Regions from separate parts of the Homo sapiens genome. Here region 2 is linked to region 1. A link is a loop called in an ENCODE intact Hi-C map of the cell type or tissue named here. Cell type or tissue: tibial artery. All regions are shown on one strand. Each heading gives the region's core, and the rest is flanking DNA. Links, peaks and the distances in the headings are about the cores only.

The links. Peaks named below come from ENCODE experiments on the same cell type or tissue, not always from the same donor. Only the 100,000 strongest peaks of a DNase experiment are listed, where the experiment ranks them.
Region 2: it touches region 1 in a loop (2.3-fold over the local background); 1 of 110 quality-filtered maps calls a loop at or near these places.

What each region holds. Positions count from the first base shown.
Region 1 is chr17:6,287,570-6,298,336 of GRCh38, reverse strand. No RefSeq gene overlaps it. Among named protein-coding and RNA genes, the nearest start is that of AIPL1, 140 kb to the left of the region's middle. In tibial artery, for the core only: no CTCF peak of the experiment used is centred there; a DNase peak (open chromatin) is centred at 6,226; H3K27me3 peaks cover 749 bases.
Region 2 is chr17:5,622,353-5,633,119 of GRCh38, reverse strand. No RefSeq gene overlaps it. Among named protein-coding and RNA genes, the nearest start is that of NLRP1, 43 kb to the right of the region's middle. In tibial artery, for the core only: no CTCF peak of the experiment used is centred there; a DNase peak (open chromatin) is centred at 5,709; H3K27me3 peaks cover 453 bases.

The DNA of each region.
Region 1 (10,767 bases), core at 4,032-8,031:
CCCCAATAGTCAGGCATTAGACTTCACCAGGCAGCTGGTGTTTTGTGGGAAAAAATAGGCATGCAGGGCCCTGGCAATATGATAGGCACAGAAACTGGTAGAAGAGGAGGGAGGCGGGAACTGCTTGGCGGCGGAGTTGGTGCTAATTCATTCAAACAGCCTCTCCCATTGGCGCAGCCTTTTGCAGCCTGTAGGGTGTTTTCACAGGCTTTTCCTCATCTGCTCCTGGCAAGATCCCTGGGAGGGAGGCTGGGAGGGGGTGCTGATGTGTTGGAAAGACAAAGTTCTGATGACCAGGGGAGGTGTTGGCACCTGGGTCTCCCAGCTGGTGAGCCAGGGGAGGCAGAACCAGCTGCCTCCAATTTAGTGCTCATTCCTCAGCTTCAAGGGGGCTAGGAGTTGAGCTCAGGCAGGTTCCATCAGGTGGCTCCCCTGTTTTGCTTTGGGGGGCAGCTTCTGCAATGCCTGTGAAGGATTGTCTCAGGGTGGGTTCTCCAGGAAGCAGACAGTGGGCATGCAAGATGTTTTTTAGGGTATATTTTGGGGGCCAATGCCTATGGAAGGGAGGGCGAGGAGGTGGTACTGGACAGAGGGAGAAGTTGAGCTGGAACGCAATCTTCAGTGGTGGCCTCAGCCATCCCCACAGAGAGTTCTGCTGCTAGGATGACCCTTGACAGCTGTCTCAAGGTGAGGCTAGAAGGCTGGGTCTTTTTACCCCTGGGTTGATCAGCCATTGGATGTGGGCTTCCCCAGAAAGAGGGCATGATCTTGGGTGAGGGACCCTCCTCAGCTGAGCAAACCCTGGAAGAGGATGCCAGGTGAGGGCTCTCTGCCTGCAGCACTTCCAGCAGCTGGAGATGTGTCCTTCATTTCTGCAGGGGGCCCTGGTGATGTGTCATATTATCTGCTACAGGGGCCTTTGAGAAGGATGGGGGTGACTAGTGGGAGTCAATATCCTACTGAAGCTGCTCTTGGAGTATTGAGGGGGTCAGGAGGAGGCCCAGGGAGTGATGTTTCCCAATATTGCGTCATAGAGAAGGTGGCATTTACTACAAGAATATTGCAAATAACCATAGGGAAAGATTTTGAACATACCCACAGCAAAGCTATTTCAAGTAGTTAAGACTTGGTGACTTTTTTTTTTTTTTTTTTTGAGATGGAGTCTCACTCTGTTGCCCAGGCTGGAATGCAGTGGCATGATCTTGGCTCATTGCGGCCTCCACCTCCCAGGTTCAAGCGATTCTCCTGCCTCAGCCTCCTGAGTAGCTGAGACTACAGGCACGTGCCGCCACACCCGACTAATTTTTTGTGTTTTTAGTAGAGATGGGGAGGAGGTGGTACTGGGCAGAGGGAGAAGCTGAGCTGGAAGGCAGTCTTCAGTGGTGGCCTCACCATGTTGGCCAGGATGGTCTTGATCTCCTGACCTCGTGAACTGCCTGCCTTGGCCTCCCAAAGTGCTGGGATTACAGGCATGAGCCACTGCCACTGGCCTTTTTTTTTTTTTTTTTTTTTTTTTTTTTGTATTTTTAGTAGAGACGGGGTGTCACCATGTTGGCCAGACTGGTCTCGAACTCTTGACCTCAGGTAATCCGCCCACCTCAGCCTCCCAAAGTGCTGGGATTACAGGCATGAGCCACCACGCCCAGCCAAGACTTGATGACATTTCTAGGGGAAAATTCTCTCAGAGTTCCAGCCCACTTCTGGCTCAAACCACCAATCGTTCCTAGGCTGGGGTCATTGTCTGCAGACCTGATAAATTATCTGCCAATAATTGTGAGTTAAGCAGCCTCGGGACACAGGGCTTGGAGAGACACTGGTGAATTGTTGCATGCATCTCTCTTGGTACACAGAAGGCTCATAGGCTTTGAGGCCACAGACACAATTTTAAGTCTTAGTTCTGCTGGTTGCTTGCTGTGTGACCTTGCACAAATTACTTGACTTCTCTGAACTTCAGTTTCCTTCCCCTATGAAATGGGGGCAATAATACCTACTCATTTAGCTTTTCTTCTGTTATTACATCTCATAAAAAGTGTTAACTGTAGGTAACTGAAAGAAATATGTGCATATGTATGTTTATATGTATACACACACACACACACACACACACACACACACACACATTGTTATTGTGCTTGCTAGGCACTCACTGTGCTCCCAGCCTTATACCTGGGGAGTGAAGAGGGAAGGTAATATTTGATTTATTCTCAAACAGCTTACGGTCTAGTGAAGGTGAAACAATTTACTTGTGAAGTCATAAGAATATTACTCTCTTTCACAATTATTTAATTTAATAATAATTAAATTAAATTATTAATTAAATGCCCTGTGCAAAAGGCATTTTTAACCCCTTTTACAGATGGAAAAACTGAGGCTCAGAGAAGGGAGGAGACTTGCCTGAGGTCACAAGGCAGATCAGTGGTGATAGGACAGGAACTAGGACTCAGGTCTCCTCAGTCCCATGAGCTTCTCAGGGACACCCAGGATGCTGACGCTTCTGGGCTTGTCAATTTCCACTAAGTGTTCCTGCAGAGTGACGCTGTTATTGCTAAGGAAGAGACTGAATGGTTAGTGGAGTTGGGTGGGTTAATGGGGCAGCTGCTTGGAGCAGGGGTAATCCAGGCTGGGGCTGAGGGAAGAGGGACCAAGGGGTGATCTGTTGGGGGCTGCAGGGACCCCCAGTTGTGTAGGAATTGGGCACTGTCAGCATGCCTGGGGTCAAACTGCATTGTCCTTGCCTGCCTCTGAGCCTGGTGTTTCCATCTTACCGTGGGAAGATAGGACTATGCAGTGTCTGAGATTCCTTGTGGCTCCACATTTCCAGGGCTCAGATTCTGATGTAACCCTGATCTGAAAGGAGGGGGCTGACATTCTGGGATGTGGCAAACTTGAATGACTCCTGCTTGCAGAAATGTTGGGGTTGGGGATTGGAGGTGAGGGCTGTGGGAAATGTTTTAAATTATCTTTTTAAACATTTTTTGAGACAGAGTTTCGCTTGTGTTGCCCAGGCTGGAGTGCAATGGTGTGATCTTGGCTCACTGCAACCTCCGCCTCCCAGGTTCAAGCAATTCTCCTGCCTCAGCCTCCAGAGTAGCTGGGGAACCTGGCTAATTTTTTGAGTAGCACCACCATGCCCGACAAATTTTGTAGTTTTAGTAGAGATGGGGTTTCTGCATGTTGGTCAGGCTGGTCTTGAACTCCTGACCTCAGGTGATCCGACCGCCTCGGCCTCCCAAAGCGTTGGGATTACAGGTGTGAGCCGTCACGCCCGGCCTAAATTATTTTTTAAAAACCATTTTAAGCATACAACGCAGTGATATAAATTGCATTTACCATGTTGTGCAACCATCACCATTATCTATTTCCAAAACTTTGTCATCACCCCACACAGAAATTCTATACCCATAACTCTCGATTCCCACTGCTCTTCAGCCTCTAGTAACCTCTAATCTGTCTTCTGTTTCTCTGAATTTGTCTATTCCAGATACCCCATGGAAGTGGAATCACACAATATTTGTCTTTTTGTGTCTGGCTTATTTCACCTAGCCTGTTTTTGAGGTTTGTCCGTGTCGTAACATGTATCCTTGTTATGGCTGAATACACCCTTTATGGCTGTGTACACCATTTTTTCGTTTATTCATTCATCTGTGGCTGGATGCTTGGGTCATTTCTACCTTTTGGCTCTTGTGAATAATACTTCTATGAACATTGATAGACAAGTATGTGTTTGAGTTCCTGTCTTCAGTTCTGTTGGGTATACGCCTAGGAGTGTAATTGCTGGGTCACGTGCTAATTCTGTTTTGCTTTTTGAGAAACAGCCAAACCGTTTTCCACAGCAACTGCACCATTTTATCTTCCCACCAGCAATGCACAAAGGCTCCAATTTCTCCACATCCTCACCAACATGTGTTTCCTTTTTTTAAATTAAAGCCATCTGACATCCTAATAGTTGCGAAGTGATATCTCACAGTGGTTTTGATCTTATTCCCCCAATGACTAATGACATTGAACACATTTTCATGTGCTTAAAAGTCATTTATATATCTTCTTTGGAGAAATACCTATTCAAGTCCTTTGCCCATTTTAAAATTAGGTTCTTTACTTTTTTGTTATGGAGATGTAAAAGTTCTTTACATGTTCTAGATATTAAACTCATAAGATATTTGAGGTGCAGTCATTTTCTCTCATTCTATGGGATGTCTTTTCACTTTCTTGATAGTGTCTTTTGATGTACAAAAGTTTTAAATTTTGATGAGGTCCAATTTGTCTATTATTTTCTTTTCTTGCTCATGCGTCTAAGAATCCTCTGCCAAATCCAAGGCCATGAAGATTTACCTCTACATTTTCTTCTAAGAATCTTACAGTTTTAGCTCTTAGATTTAGATCTTTGATCCACTTTGAGTTAATTTTTGTATATGCTGGGAGAGGTAAGGTAAATTCCTTTTTAACAAATATTTTGTTAAATGTGGTTATGCTATTTTTAATGGAAAAAACCTGATATTTAAAAGCTAAAATTAAAAACTAAAACAAAAACAGGGAGAGCTGAAGTAAAGCAGATAGACAGGGCCAGAAGCATTCAGATGGTCTTAGACACAAATGCAGAAGTAGGTTTTCAGTGCCTGAAGCAAGAGATTTTCATCAGCTTTTTTTCTATCCTAACCAAGATATGGGGTAGGATGCTGAACTCGGGGGCCCTTTAAATCAGTGCTTGTCAGACACACAGATCATGTGGGCATCTTGTCGATAAGCAGATTCTGATTCAGTAGGTCTGCGTTAGGGCCTGAGATTCTGCATTTTTGTTTTTTTGGTTAACTATATTTTACTGTGGTAAGAAGATTTAACATGAGATCCATACTCTTAATTTTTTTTTTTTTTTTTTTTTTGAGACAGAGTCTCGCTCTGTCACCCAGGTTGGAGTGCAGTGGCACAATCTCAGCTCACTGCAACCTCCGCCTCCCGGGTTCAAGAGATTCTCGTGCCTCAGCCTCCCAAAGTGCTGGGATTACAGGCATGACCCACTGCGCCTGGCCCTCTTAAATTTTTAAGCATACAACAAATACAGTATTTTTGACTATAGGTATAATGTTGTATGGCAGGTCTCTAGAAGTTATTCATCTTACCTAGTGGACACTTTATGCCACTGATGAATAATTCCCCATTTCCCTCCTCCCCCAGCCCTTGGAAACACCATTCCACTCTTTGATTCTATGAGTGTGACTATTTTAGATACCTAGTATATGTGGAACCAAGCAGTACAATTGGCCCACAATCTGCAGGTACCTCCCATTCAACCAATTGTATATTGAAAATACTGCATTTGAAAAAGAAATGATACAAATACAATACAAAAAAATAAAAACAATATAATAAAAGACAACACAAATAAATATGTAGTATAACAACGATTTACATAGCATTTACGATCTATTAGGTATGATAAGTAATCCAGAGATGATTTAAAGTATGTGGTAGGATATGCATAGGTTATAGGCAAATTCTACACCATGTTATATCAGGGACTTGGGCATCTGTGGATTTTGGTATCCAAGGAGGTCCTGGAACAAATCCCCCATAGATACAGAGGGAGGTCTGCATTTGCCTTTCTGGAACTAGCTTGTTTCCCTTAGCATAATGTCCTAAAGATTCATTTATGTCATCACCTCACATCTGTTAGGGTGGCTATTATCAAAGAAAAAGACGATGAATATTGGTGAGGATATAGAGAAATTGGAATTCTTGCACACTGTTGGTGGGAATGCAGGATGATGTGGCTGCTGTGGAAAACGGCATAGAGGTTCCCAAAAAATTAAAAATAGGACTATCATATACTCCAGCAATCTTATTCCTGGGTATGTATCCAAAAGAACTGAAATCAGGATCTCAAAGAGATATGAGCATTCCCATGCTCATTGCAGCATCATTCACATTAGCCAAGGGAACAACCTAATGTCCATTGACAGATGGATGGAGAAACAAAATGCTGTGTATACATACAGTGGGGTATTATTCAGCCTCTGCAGTGTTTGAGATTCTGCCCTTCTAACAAGTTCTCAGGTGATGTGGGTGCTGCTGGCCTGTGGAGAGTCCTGGTTCCTGCAGGCGTCGGTGTTGAGGTTTGTGGCCTGGTCTATGTGCCCAACCCTCTGCCTTCCTCCTACCATCTGACCCAGGGATGAGTGGAATAATGGTCAGGACTGGGCTGGCCTGTGAGGGAAGCAGAGAGAGGCCTGTAGGTTTCACCACAGGTTGTGGTTGAGGAGTCCACCTTACAGCCTGGACACTGGCTTAGCAGTGACCAGAGGAAGTGAGTGAGGCACCTGGGGTGCAAAATTTAAGGAGTTGCTTATTTTGGGGGTTGTACAAGTGCAGGGTCAGCATGTATGTGACTGAGACAGTAAGGGTCTCCTTAAACTTCATGCCCCAGGCATCTCACTTGCCTCATCCAGGTTCCAGCCCTGGGCTCAGGGTCCATCTAGGGGCCTCTCCTGGCCCACCTGGGACAGAAGGAGCAGATCTAGCTTAAAGACCTCTAGGATTTTGTGGGAATGTGTATGAGAGTTCATATAAAGGATTCCCCAGTGATCATACCCAGACCGGCTACATAATTTGTAGGGCTGAGTGTAAAATGAAAACTCAAACATTGTTAAGAATTTTAAGACAATGGCAGCAGAGAATTTAACCAAACATGTGCCCTTCTGATAGTGGGGACCCCATTAAACTGCATAGGTTGCAGGCCCTAGGCAGACCTGTAATGACAGAATGGATGGCTTTGTAAGGCGGTGAGCTCCCTGGCTGTGGAATGATGAGGAGGCCCTCCAGCATCAAAACAGAACTGCACTCAAGGTTGCAGTCTGCAGGCGGCATTGCATTTGGAGGGCTGCTTCTCTGAGGGTCCGAGCTGGGAACCTTCTGACCCCCATCCTTTGGGCTGCCAGGCCAACCCTGAGAGGAACCCTTGGTCTCAGTTCTTCAAAGCCACAGCAGACAGCAGGAGTCAGCTGCATATTTCCCCAGTGCAGGTGGAGTGAGGCTTTGCCTGGGGGCTCTGTCTTTACTCAGAACCTCAGCCTTGCTAAGGGCCTCTCTAAGCAGGAGGAAGATTTTGCAAGATCCTCCCAGCAGAGGGAAGAAGGGAAGTTGTGCCTGGGAAGCCTGGGGAGGATTTTTGATGCAAGAGAGTCTTGAGAAAATGACCTGCTTGGAGGACAGACATAGCTGTTGAGGGCAGGGAGAAGTCATAGCTTCTGGCCAGCAGACAGCAGACAGCAGCCTTCCAGGACCAGTCAGCTCTGGCTGGAGGGAGATCTCTACCCTGGTTCTGGCAGCCTGGTCTAGGGTTCTGCTTGACTCCTGGTGTCCCCACCCTACACTCTTCTGAGGGACTCATGACTCAGGAATGCACAGTTTAGGTGTCATGGGCCAGGCCACTGATGGTCAGGATTGGAGGGTGGCTGCTGAATTGGCCAGGGGTAGGAGCCAGGTGACATGTGGCCTTGGCCTAGATTCCCCCAGACTCCCCAGGCCATGGGGTATTCCTACCTGGCCTGGACTCTATAGCTTCCTCTCTAATCTCTGGGGTCCCACCTGGAGGCTGCCTGCTCCAACTCTATTTCCAACATGCTGGACTCCAAGAGAGCTCCTACTGGTGGATGAGGGGACTGTGGCTCCTGATAACCTCTGGGCAGCATCCCACAGTTAAGAAGCACTTTCAAAGTACTGTCCCATCTTCTCTTTACCATAACCTTCTGAACGAGATGAGGATCCTTGTTTTATCGATAAGATCACTAAGGAGCAGAAAGGTTCAGACTTTGCCCAAGTCAATCCAGAAAAGAGCTTGGCCAAGGTTTGAACTGAGATCAGTCCAACTCTGAAACCCAAGCTCATTGTAATACCTCGACCAGCAGTTCTCAAATGGGATTACGCACCAGAGTGACTTGGGGAGCACAGAAAAACACAGGTAGCTGGGCCTTTCCATCTTAGTCTATGACAAAATGTCATAGACTAGCAGCTGATAAACAAGGAAAACGTATTTCTTGTAGTTCTGGAGACTGGGAAGTCCAAGATCAAGGTGACTGCAGATTTGGTGGCTGGTGAGGGCTGGTTCCTCAGTGACGATGCATTCTCGCTACACCCTCACATGGTGGAAGGGGCTAGCTAGCTCTCTGGGGCCTCTTTTTTTTTTTTTTTAGATGGAGTTTTGCTCTTGTTGCCCAGGCTAGAGTGCAATGGTTCGATCTCGGCTCACTGCAACCTCCTCCTCCAGGGTTCAAGCAATTCTCCTGCCTCAGCCTCCCGAGTAGCTGGGATTACAGGCACCTGCCACCACACCTGGCTAATTTTTGTATTTTTAGTAGAGACGGGGTTTCACCACATTAGCTAGGCTGGTCTCAAACTCCTGACCTCAGGTGATCTGCCCGCCTCGGCCTCCCAAAGTGCTGGAATTACAGGTGTGAGCCACTGTGCCCAGCCTCTGGGGTCTCTTTTATAAGAGCACTAATTTCTTTTATGAGGGTGGAACCCTCTGATTTAATCATCCCCCAAAGGCCCTGCCTTCTACTAACATTGCCTTGGAGATCACGTTTCAACATGTGAGTTTTGCGGGCAACAAATATTCAGATCGTATCACACCCCTAGCTTCTGATTCAGTAGGTCTGAGGTGGGGACTGAGAATCTGCTTTTCTAACAAGTTCCCAGGGTGTGTGGATGCTGCTGGTCAGGGGGCCAGATTCTGAGAACTCCGACCTAGAAACATTTTTCTTGTATTCAGAAACCAGACTCAGGCAGGAACTATGTACCAAATCAGGGTGCAAACACATTGCAGAACAATGGCAGTGCCAGGTTGAACTCGTGCCACACTAAGCGTGTGCCAGGCACTGTAAGGCACCAGCTTATTTAATCCTTGTAGCAACTCTATGAAGTGGGAAGCCTCATTGTCCCCATTTTAGAGATGAGGAAATATAGCCACAGAGGAAAAACTGCCCAAGGTCATACAGCCCAGGCTTGAAACCCAGGCAGTCTGGCTCCAGAGTGTACCCTGACTTATACCAGCCCAAGTCTTACAGACCTGGGTGTGAGTCCCTGCTCCATCACTTACCACCCCTACGACCTTGAACATGTTACCTGACGCTTCTCAGCCCCAGTATCCAGGCTTGTGCAACGGGCAAAAGAGTGGTGCCTGCTCTTTGGGATTCTAAGGATTAGAAATGATGAATCAAAGGGCCTGGAGGAAGGGTGCAGCATACAGTGGCACTCACTAGACAGTAATGACTATTATTGAGATTGGTGAAAAGCACCTGCCCTCATCCTTGGGCACAAATCCCTTAGCCAAGGATGTGGGGAAAGCCAGGATCTTCTTTCCTCTCCTCCCCCTCCCCATCCTCCAGCTCCCCAAACCCTCAGGCCTTCAGTGTTACTTCTGAATGGGACCCCCTCTCTCAAGCAGACCTGGGAGCTCTGGGTGGGGGTGCAGCATGGGTGCTAGGGATGACAGTTTCCCTTTGGGGGCTGGGAATTCATTATTTCTGGCTAGACTCAAACACTGCAGCTTTGGAAGTGAGTGCATTTTGCTCCAGATATAGGGACATAAAAGATTTGGCTTCACGGCCAGGCACTGTGTCTCACACCTGTAATCCCAGCACTTTGAGAGGTCGAGGTGGGTGGACCACCTGAGGTCAGGAGTTTGAGACCAGTCTGTCCAACATGGTGAAATCCCGTCTCTACTAAAAATACAAAAAGTAGCTGGATGTGATGGCAGGCACCTGTAATCCCAGCTACTCGGGAGGCTGAGGTGGGAGAATTACTTGAACCTGGGAGGTAGAGGTTGCAGTGAGCCGAGATCGCATCACTGCACTCCAGCCGGGGCGACAAAGAGCGAAACTCTGTCTTAAAAAAAAAAAAAAAAAGAAGAAGATTTGGCTTCAGATGGGAGACAGTTCAAAATCATAAATCACAGACAATCACAGAGGAGCCCTCTTTCCTTGTTCAGGAGGGAAACGGACCCTAACCGTCCTGGTTTTCATTGATGGGATTTTAGGAGGATCTTCTACCAGCTGCCGGGGGGCGGGTGGAGAGGGGCCCATCATGCCAGAGAACCAATTGTGGAGCCTTCAGCAAGTGGGCAGCCCTGCCCCTGCAATTTGTGGCGAAGGAGGCTCTTCCCAAGCCCCTTACCAACTGGTGTGTGTGAAATATTGCACTTAACTATGTGCTTCTGGGCTCCTTTGATAGCCCAGTGGGGCATGTCTTGGTCATGTGTGGCTTTTACAATTATATTCCTTGGGGGTATAAGAGGAAGTATGGGCCAGGTGCAGTGGCTCACACCTGTAATCCAAGCACTTTGAGAGGCAGAAGCGGGCAGATCACTTGAGGTCAGGAGTTCAAGACCAGCCTGGCCAACATGGTGAAACCCCCGTCTCTACTAAAAATACAAAAATTAGCTGGGTGTGGTGGTGCACGCCTGTAATCCCAGCTACTAAGGAGGCTGAGGCAGGAATCACTTGAACCTGGGAGGTGAAGGTTGCAGTGAGCTGAGATCGCACCACTGCACTCCAGCCTGGGCGACAGAGCGAGAATCTGTCTCAAAAAAACAAACAAAAAAAAAGGAAGTACATAGACTCTGGAATTTGACAGATTTGGTATCCAGCTCAGGCGCTTCTGAGTGCTTTTATAGAACTTCCCAGGGGCTAGGCACCAGTCTTAGTGCTTTATATAAATTATACATTTAATATTCATACCAACCGTATGAGATAGACACAACCATTACTCCTCTTT
Region 2 (10,767 bases), core at 4,105-8,104, 670 kb after region 1:
ACTCCTCTGAGGCCTAAATTTTCCTGTCCCTTAAGTGAGACAATAATAGTGTTATCTACCTTATGAGGATTAAGGATTCCATGAGATGATGCACACAGAATACCTCGCACAGAGCCTGGCCTTAAAAAGCACTCAAAAAACATGAGCTGTTGGAATGTGCACTACACCTAGTTTCCAGATTCTGTCATCCCATTTGCTGTTTGATCCTCAGAACAACTCTATGAGGAAGCTGGAGCAGATATGTTTGCCCCCGGCTTTGGGTGAGGAAACTGATCAATCCTTTGCCCAAGATGACACAGAGTTAGTGATGGGGTCAGGTCTGAAACGTGTGCCTGGCTGCTTTAAGTTCTGTGACATTTCACCTCCTCAGAGCACCTTCCCCATTTCCCCAAGCCCTGAGCCCTCCCTGCTGCCGTCCTTCACCTGCTGAAAGGGATCAGGAGAGATGAAATCTCAAGGCCCTCATCATTTAATTCACTTTAAGTGATATTAAAGAAAGCTTCTTTGAGGGATAAAGTGGCACCGCATTTTGCTACCATTCTCCTTGACAAGGGTTTCCATGGAGAAAGTGCCTGTGTCTCCAGAGGGGCCATCCCCCAGCTCCCTCACTGGGGAGCTGCTATATGCCACTAGAGCAGGAGAAATAAACCCCTTCCAATCTGCTTTGCTACAGTCCAGAGACCAGCAAGAGCCTGCTTCTCCAGCCCCCGTGGAGGCCATATGGGCATGTACAAGGCAAGATTAAGTGTGTTTGTGGGAAGGGGGCAGAAAGACAGCTGCTCTCATGACCAAGAAGGTTCTACATGCTCTAGGGAAGCTGGTCCCATTAAGGGAAGTTGCTCTACCTGCACTAGCAGATGGAGAGTCCCTGCTGACTGGCTGCTGGAGGAAAATCACTGCCATCCATTTCTGTTCCCTAATGAGAGATGGAAGTCTGGGACCTACACACCTCGTCAGCACCGTGGAGAGTTGCCTGCTCTTGGGCCTATAGAAGACAGTGGGGCTCTCAGTCTGGTAGGAAGAAAGGAAGCAGAGAGAGAGAACAGAGAAAGGAAGAACAGACAGAGTGAAAGCCAGAGAGGGAGAGAGAGAGAGAGGAGTGAAGAACAGAGACAGACAGATAAGCAGAGATGGAGTACAGGAGTCATAGAGATAGACACAAAGAAAGACACACAAGCAGACATACAGAGACTCAAACTAAGAGAGAAAGAAACAGCAACATTGCATAGAACAAGGACTTTGATAGAATTTAAACCCTAGATTCAAGCCCCAGCTCTTTAGCTCTCTTGAGTTATACAGCACAAATAAAAGCTAACATGTATCAAGCACTTATTATGAGCCAGGCTCTAAGTTAAGTACCTCCACACATCACAGTCTTTGATCCTCACAACAGCCCTACAGAGTGGGTACTAAAATCATCTTGATTTTTCAAATGAGGAAACAAATCATGTCAGCTGGGTTTCCACTGCCAAGGAAGCACTCTGCAACAGAACTGGGGTCTTCTCTCCTGAGAACCATGCGTGGTTTTTGGCTACTAACATCGAAAATGCCTTTTACATCCCCTAATGCAGCTGCCTCTTTACTAAGGCAGGTTCTCCCTAAAAACTGAGGTTCATCTTCCCATACTCTACTTAGTTAAAAGAAGCATGAAAACACCAAGGCTGTCCTTACCTCAAGACTTTCACACTTGCTGTTCCTCTTGCCTGGAACCCTATTCCCCAGATCTTCAGACATCACTACTTCATATCATTCAAATCTGCTGCAGTGTCACTCCCCAAGGAGGCCTTCCCTGAATTCCCAATACAAACATCACATACACACATGATCACTCCACCTCTCCTTACCAGGATTATTTTATTTGTGTATTGTTTTCTAGCTCTCCCACGAGAATATAAGTCCCAGCAGGCATAGGACTTTATCTTCTTCATAGTTGTATTTCTAACTCCTAAAAGAAGGCACTCAATTAATATTACTGAATGAAATTTGAATGAATGAACTCTTCTTCCTGGAACCAAGGAGTATTGGTCGGATGCTGCCCAGGAGCCAAGAGCTTTAAGCTAGAAACTAAGGGAGATGTGCCTCTGACTCCATCCAGGATCCACACTGGAGGCCCCATGGGGAAACAGTCAATAAACTGAGTCTTATCTGGACTTTATGGTATTTCGTTAGAGAATGTGAACACTGGATCATGAGAAGTCACACAAGGGGCAGGGTGTCACAGCATCTCCATTAAGCAGCCATCTCTAATGGATGCTGTGGGATGCTGCCCAGATCCTCCTTTAGGACAAAGGCACTCATCCCTCCAGCTCCTGGAAATGTTGGTGGCTGATGACTCCCAGCTGAGTTGCTCTCCTGGAATTGCCCTCTACTGAAGAGCAGCCTCATCCACAATCCCTCCTCCTACTTCCCTGGGGGACAGCTGCATCCGATGATTGGTCAGTGAAAGGTTCCAAAGGGCTGACTCTCCAGCCTCAATTCAGGACCATGCCAAAGGGCCGCCTCCACTCCAGGGCTCCCCAGGGGAGTAGCTGAAGCTCTTTTGCAGTTTTGTCATAGCTCAACTCCTTCCTCTGCCTAGTCATGCTTCCTTTACCAGATATTGATCATGGAGGCACTTCCTGATAAACTTTGTGCATTTGGAGATTCATCTCAGAGCTATGTGCCAGGGAACCTGACCCAAGGCACCATAAGTACTCATGCCTTCTATCCTTTATCTGGACAGCAACAATGAGGAGAAAGCTCTTCCTTACACTCACCCGAAATATGCCTCCCTAATGGTGTCCTCTCATTCATAGCCATCAGTTCTTTCCCTCAGGGACACACAAAACAAGTCAAATCCCTTCACCCCCAATAGACTCTCAGATATTTAAAACTGGTCATCGTGTCTCCTGAGAGCCATCTGCTGCCCTCTCCAATCTAATCAACTTCACTTTCTTCAACCTTCTAATATGGAACATCCACATTTTCCTGCTTGCTTTTACGAAATTCCCATTCCCCTATTGAAGTGCATCAATTACAAAAACAGAACACGTGCCCCATGTTTATGTAATACCCCTTTATGTAACCACCACAAGCACCGGTCGGGGCCACCTTGATGCTAGAGGCAAGGACCCCTTGGGTTTGGGCACACTTGGAATTATTTTTCTATTTTGGTCACTTCTCCTGAAACTTGAGTTCTTTCCTTTGGAAAAGAGCACATGTAGGCAGACCATTCCCCCAACTTGGGCACAATCACTGATCATTCTTTTCATCAGAGACTTTGCTCTTTTGTTCTAAACTACAATTTTTGACCAAAATGAATCTAGCTCTTCTGTCACCCCACAGGGGTAATAGCTAAGAATCTCGCTGGTGGCAGAGACAATCTTTCCTTTTTATAACTGGCTTCGGTCAAGTTGCAAATCGAATGGATACTGCTCTGTTGGGGGACTAAGAACACACTGTAAAACAGGCTGTTGTCTTTAAGAAGAAAAAAAATCTCATATTAATGGGCAAGACACATGTTACTATGACTACGGTTTTTAAAAGATTATGAGCAAGCCAAATGTCTTCTATTATTCATAAAGAAAAAATAATGTTTTGCCATCACCCACTGATGTGCCCTGCATCAAGATACACTGCCTTTTATTTGAATGTGTGGAAGAGAACAGCAGTTCAATGTATTTTGTCAGCGTCGTTAGCTTCTCCGGAGAGAATATTGGAACACTGTTGATGACGGAGCATCCATTACGCTGCAGACAACTTCTTCTGAAGCACTAATTTTCTCAGTATTGTGCAATCTAACTTGTGGATCTGCACTGCACATCAGCTCCGCAGTAATGCAATAATCAGCTGTAAGCATCCTGCTTCAGCTAAAACAACAGGCTTGGAGAGGCACGCATCTCTGAGTAGATTTACACACTTGAATCAGAAGGGCTTTTGACTAGCTCAGGCTCCAAACAGGAGTGTAGTGGGGAGATGGGAAAGGGGAAGCTTTCAGAGTGTGGAGAGCTGATTCGGAGGCACGTAGCCTGGAGAAGATGAGAGGGGCAACCTCGTGAGGAAGGAGGCAGGGCTCAGAGCCAGTTCGGGCTGACACTGTGGGGAAAATGTGGAGGGCAGCATCTAAACCCTCATGTCAGAGACCAGGGCTGCGGAGACCTTGGTACTGACTGAACAAACAGCCTCTTCAGCCTGTCATGCATCCAGTCCTATGCTAAGCCCTGGGGTTACAAAGGTGGTGAACACAGGGGCCAACCTTGCCCTTGGGGAGTTCACAGCTATGTGCCCAGTTTATAAAATCCTTTCTATAGAGTCTGGAAAGCTCTCTAGAAACACTGTGTGGGATGTGTCCAGGTGAGAGGTGCCTAACAGGGATTTAAGGCAGGGATGGCAAGCTGGTGGCCCCAGGCCAGAAGCAACCTGGCTTGACCGGCCTACTTAAAGGTTTTAAAATCAGGAGACTTTATATAAAAACTCAGCCTTGTCTTGAAAAATCAGAAGATCTATCCACATTGAGTCCACGGTCCAGGGAGGCGAGAATTATCTGGGGCCAGGTAGCAACAGCCCCCATGGATGGACACAGGGTCTCCCACACCTACATCCAGCTCTGACTTCACTCCATAAGCATCTGAATCCGGAGCCTTCTGGAGTCTTTTTTACAGGGAAGAAACATTTAGGTTGGGCATTGAAGGGTGAGTAGGAGTTCTCCAGGTTGAGAAGTTAAGAGGTGAGGAAAAAATAAAATGTGGCCAGACAAGAAAAGCTACACCTGCAAAGGCACATGGACATGAAACAGTCCCTAGTGTTTGAGTCTAACCTCAGGGTGGCTTGAGAATGGGTGCATGGTGTCTGGTCTGGCTCCTCTGATAGGCTGAAGTAAGGTAGTTGGGGTGAGAGGAGTGGGTCAGTATAAGAATACACAGTTAGGGGTGGGGCGCTGTGGCTTACGCCTGTAATTCCAGCACTTCAGGAGGCTGAGGCAGGTGAATCACTTGAGGTCAGGAGTTCGAGACCTGCCTGGCCAACATGGTGAAACCCCGTTTCTACTAAAAATACAAAAATTAGCTGGGCATGGTGGCACAGGCCTGTAATCCCAGCTACTCGGGAGGCTGAGGCAGAGAATCACTTGAACCTAGGAGGTAGAGGCTGCAGTGAGCTGAGATCGCACCACTGCACTCCAGCCTGGGCAACAGAGTGAGACCTTGTCTCAAAAAAAAAAAAAAAAAAAAAAAAAAGAATACACAGTTAGGAAGAAGATTGTGTCTAAAGTAAACTCAAGAAAAGGAGCTGTAGAGGAGGGGGCAGGCCTCCCTGAGTCTGAAACTGGAGGGTAGACACAGGCCGAAGGAAGGCCTAGTACGACAGTTACTACTGCTGCATAACAACCCCTGAAACTTTGTGTCAATCATTTTATTCTGCTCATGGACTCTACGAGTCAAAAATTCAGACAGGGCACAGCAGGGACAATCTGACGCTTCTCTCAATGTCTGGGGCTTCAGCTGGGAAGATGTGTCAGTTGAGGGTAACTCAATGGCTAGAGGCTAGGATCATCTGGAGGTGTCTTTATTCCCATGTCCAGTGGCTGAAGCTGGCTATCAACTGGAACTCGGCTGGGCTGCTGGCCAGAATACTCACAAGTGGCCTCTCCATATGGTGTCTTCACGTGGCCTCATTTGGGCTTCCTCATAGCATGGTGGCTAGCTTCCAAGAGTGAGCATCTCAAGACAGCGGGACAGAACTGCATGGCATATTGATGATCGAGCCTTGGAAATGACATAGCATCACTTCAGCCATACTCTATCCGTCACAACAGTCACGGAGGTCTTCCCATCTTCAAGGGGAAAGAACATAGATCCCACAGGGGAGGAATGTCAAGGATACACTGTAAGAAAATCATGAAAGGCTGGGCCTGGTAGCTCACTCCTGTAATCCCAGCACTTTGGGAGGCCAAGGCAGGAGGACTGCTTGAACCCAGGAGTTCTATACCAGCCTGGGCAACATGACCTGATCTCTACAAAAAAAAAAAAAAATCAAGAAAATTAGCCTGATGTAGTGGTGCACTCCTATAGTTGCAGCTACTTTGGAAGCTGAGGTGGGAAAATTGCTTGAGGCTGGGAGTTTGAGGCTGCAGGGAACTGAGATTGCACCACTGCACTCCAGCCTGAGCAACAGAATGATACCCTGTCAAAAAAGAAGAAAGGAAAGAAGAAAGAAAGAAAGAAAGAAAGAAAGAAAGAAAGAAAGAAAGAAAGAAAGAGAGAGAGAGAAACAAAGGGAAAGGAAAGGAAGAAAAGAAAAGAAAGAAGGAAAGAAAGAAAGAAAGAGAAAGAAAGAAAGAAAGAAAGAAAGAAAGAAAGAAAGAAAGAAAAGAAAGAAAGAGAAAAAGAAAGAGAGAGAGAAAGGAAGAAAATGAAAGAAGAAAAGAAGGAGAGACTGGATTCATTCAACTTTTTTCCCCAAGAAAACTGGATATATAAGCCTAGGATTAGGGAAGATGTCTGAGTTAGAAGCAGAAATCTGGAAGTCCTCAACAAGTACATGTTGTTTTAGGACACCAGGAAGGATGAGATCATCAAGAGTGTGAGCATAGGCAGGGAAATAAAGAGGAGGGACAGGGACTGAGCCCTGGGGCACCCCAACATTTCAAAGTCTGGGAGATGAAGAGGAGCCAACAAAGAAGATTAAGATGGATCCGTTGGTGAGATAAGAGGATATATAGATGAGTGTGTATCCTGAATACAAAGAGGGAAAAGTGTCTCAAGGAGGGAAGAATAATCAACCCATGATCCTTGCGGCCACTGGAGCCTTTGCATTTGCTAGTGATAGGGTCTGAGCTATGTTTTAGAAAAAAAAAAAAAATCTGGAAGTAGTATGTAGGACAATTTGGAGACAAAGCAAAGATGGAAGCAAATCGATGATGGCCAAATATAAACCCTGTATCTCGGTCCTTAGGGAGTTGAAGGAAGACTGCACAGGGTTGCCCCCAAAGCCTTCCTAAGACAGTTGAATTCAGAGTCAGGAATGAGAGGAAGTGATGAGCACAGCCTTGGAGAGCAGCCGGGGAGCCTCCCTTGCAGGTGAAACAGCTTGGCAAAGGCTTGCAGGCTGCAATGATGTGGGGCCACTGGGCCCAGGGGCAAGTCTGACCCCGTGTGAGTACCCAAGGGCTTCTTCGCTGTTCCTTAGCCCTGGATTAACCTATAAACCCACTGAAGGTTTATTGAAGGCAAGAATTATCAGAAAAGAAACAGTAAGGATTGAGTAAGCCACTCACCACTGCTGAAGAAATAACTACCTTCATATACAAAGTGCACGTCATCGTTACAACCCTAGGAGGATCCTGGAGAAATAAAACTCTGAAAACTAATATATAAAAACAGTTTTTTGGCCAGGCGTGGTGGCTCCCACCTGTAATCGCAGCACTTTGGGAGGCCGAGGTGGGCGGATCACGAGGTCAGGAAATCGAGACCATCCTGGCTAACATGGTGAAACCCCATATCTACTAAAAATACAAAAAATTAGCCAGGCGTGGTGGCAGGTGCATGTAGTCCCACCTACTCGGGAAGCTGAGGCAGGAGAATGGCGTGAACCCAGGAGGTGGGGCTTGCAGTGAGCAGAGATTGCGCCCCTGCACTCCAGCCTGGGCTACAGAGCGAGACTCCGCCTAAAAAAAAAAAGAACAGTTTTTTAAAAGGACGATGGCAACTTCCTTAGGGCCTCTGTTTGGCCCTAACTCATTCTTGATAAGCATTCTTTCTTCTGCCCTGTACATTTGTCAAAAAGCCTTCCATGCTGAGTTCCCTGAAGGAAGGATTAAATAAGCCTCACTTCCTTGGCTTCTGCCACCTGGTTTTTGTACCATGCACATGGCAAGAACCCTATTCCTCCTTTGATGCCTCCTCTTTCTTCTTGTAATTGATTTGGTTCTTACATTGTTTGCTCTGTGAGCTGTGAGGAAGATATAGTCTCCTGGACAATCAAGCCTGGGATTTCACTGCTGCAGGTCCTCCTGGAAATGCAGTTTTATGTCATTGTTAAAGTAAGAGTAGTGTGACATCTGTGTGTCCAGGGATGTCACACTGGCTGCTGATGATGTTGGCTGATGTTTCAACCCTTGTCTGGGTATTTGGCATCATAGACATCATCAAAGTGATTTGGATATTGAAGATTTGACATTTCCATACTGAGTAGCAAGACCTGGTTTAATAATATTCTTTGTGGCTTATTAATAGATATGTTCAGTATATTAAGCATATGCATATATATATAAGTGCATGTATAACTAATAAAAATATTAATATTTCTCTGGGAAGGTTTTCTCTCTTGGTGCGCACCACAGAATGGTCGTAGGTTCTGGAGGGAGTGAGATCAGAGGTTCAAGCCTTAGCTCTGCCATTTACTAGCCTCAATTTGCTCAACTGCAAAATGAGAACAATATGACTCTTTGTAGGATTAATGAGAATGTATGCAAGGCATCTGCACATATCAGAGGTCTAATAATTGAAAGTTGTTATTATTGTAATCATTACTTCTTCCCCCAAAACTTACTCCCTCGTCTTACTCCCTCTCCTTAACTTGTTCATTTATACTTTTCTTCCTTAGAAACGGAGCAGTATCTTCTTTTAACTGCGAATGGCATCCCCCATCATTTGTGTTTAAAGGAGTTTCTCAAGGCAGCTGGTATGTAGGTGGGGAATTTCCCAGAAACTGAGGAAAGGTCCCGGGACAGGGAAGCCACATTCACAACTCAGTCTTGCATTAATCAGAATCCAACCAGGAAAGAGAAACCACCAGATTGTTCAAGGCAAAGGGACTTGAATGCAAGGAATTGGTTACATGATTGATGAAAAAGCTCAGAAGCCCAGGAGGACAGTGAGGCAACCAGATGTTAGCAACAGCAGGAAGCCACTACCATCTCCAGGCCACAGGACAGAGAAAGAAGCCCAGGAGGGGCCCAGGGTCACCCTGAAGAAGCTGCAACTATAAAGGAGGTATAGCAGCTACTGGAGACTCCACCCAAAGCAGACAAAGAGGGAGAAATATCCTGGTTTCTCCCTTCTTCCCACTACCTCCCTCTTCCATCAGAGCCTCCCACTGGCTGCTATTGACAAAAGGCTGGGAATGCTGCCTGCAGAAGTCAGCCCCCTTCCATACAGAGCAGGGCACAGAAAGCTAGGGGATAGATCTGAGAGCAAACAGACCCGGAACCCATACAGACTTCTAAATCTTTCATTCATTTCTTGGTTAGCCACAGTCATCAGGTGTCTATACCAGCCCTGGGATGAGATGGGAGAATGAATCCCTGCCTCAAAGAGCAAATGAAAAACCAGACATAGCATGCCCTGCAGAACTTCTCCCCAGGGAAAATGCCCTCATTCAACACCTCTGTTTTTAGTACTCAAACTTCACAGAACATCAAGTATCTCTCAGTACAATATTTGTGGTTGATATTTGCATAAGAAAAAATATTTGTCCCAAAAATTCAATACCAAATTTGTAACAAAACACTCTACAGGACAGCTAACTATACCAGCCTCCTATATTGTCTTCCCACCTCGCCGTTCTCCTCCTCCCTAATCAATCTTTTCAAAACTCAGATTTGATCATTTACTTCCTCCCTAAAATGATTTGATTGTTTTGAGGAAAAATAGTAAAGTTTCCCAACACAGCCCTGGACAGATGGCCATTACCATACCTCCCATCTCCCCCTGGGCTGCACTCCCCTGGAAAGCATTCCAGCCACACCAGCTGCCTCTCATTCTGTGAACTTATTGTTTCTCTCGCTCTCTCTCTTTGCTCTCACCAAGTCCACTCCTCTTCTTCTAGATCTCAGCTGAGAAGTCTTCCTTGCCTCCCTGACTAGGTTCCATCTCCCATTACAGGTTTTCATGGCACTGTGTACCTCTCCTTTACAGCAATTTTCTCCATTGCAATTTGGTATTTGCCTGTGTTAATGTCTACCTCCTAGATAGTAAGCTCCCTCAGGGAAGGAACTGTTTCTGTTTTTCTTGTCATTGCACTTTCAGCACCAAGTATGGTGGCTGCATCACGATAGGCATTTAGTAAACATCTGTTGTATGAATGAATAGATGGGTAGATGGACAGATAGGAGGGCAGATGGATAAATAGGTAGGTGAGTAGATGAATAGATAGATGAGTGGCAGGTGTGTAGATGCATCAGTAGGTGGGTGCATGGATATACAGAGGTGGAAGATAGATGGGTAAAGGGCAGACACATGGGTATGTGGGTGTATGGACAGGTGGATGTGTGGAAGTATGGATAATGCAAGGGTGGATAGGTGGGTGAAGAGTGGATATTTGGATATGTGAGTGGATGGATGGGTGCGTGGGTGGATGGTTGGGTAGGTGGGTGGATGGTTGAGTGGAGAGAAGAAAGTGGATGAAGGTGACATGATAGCTCCCACATGTGAGTGTTAGAAGGATATCTCACTCACTGGACAAGCTCTGGGGGGGAGGTTTCTTTAGAATCTGTTCTCTGTCAGTGCTTGGTGCCCAGGAAATGGATGCTTTCTCTCATTTTTGCCCCACCTAACCTTTTCCCACCACCTGAAGGAGACACTTGTTCTTGTGGAGACTGAGGATGCTGACACTGGTTTAGCAGGAGTGTGGTCTCTGCTCGAGCTATTGAGGGGAGTCAGTAGTCACCTCCTCCAACAGTAAGCCATTTTGATCAGAGATATGGGTTCCAACCCATGGGAATCCCTTTTTCCTCTTGCTTCTTGCTTTACATACGCACAAAGAGACTAAGTTGGTTTCTTCTTCCTCCAT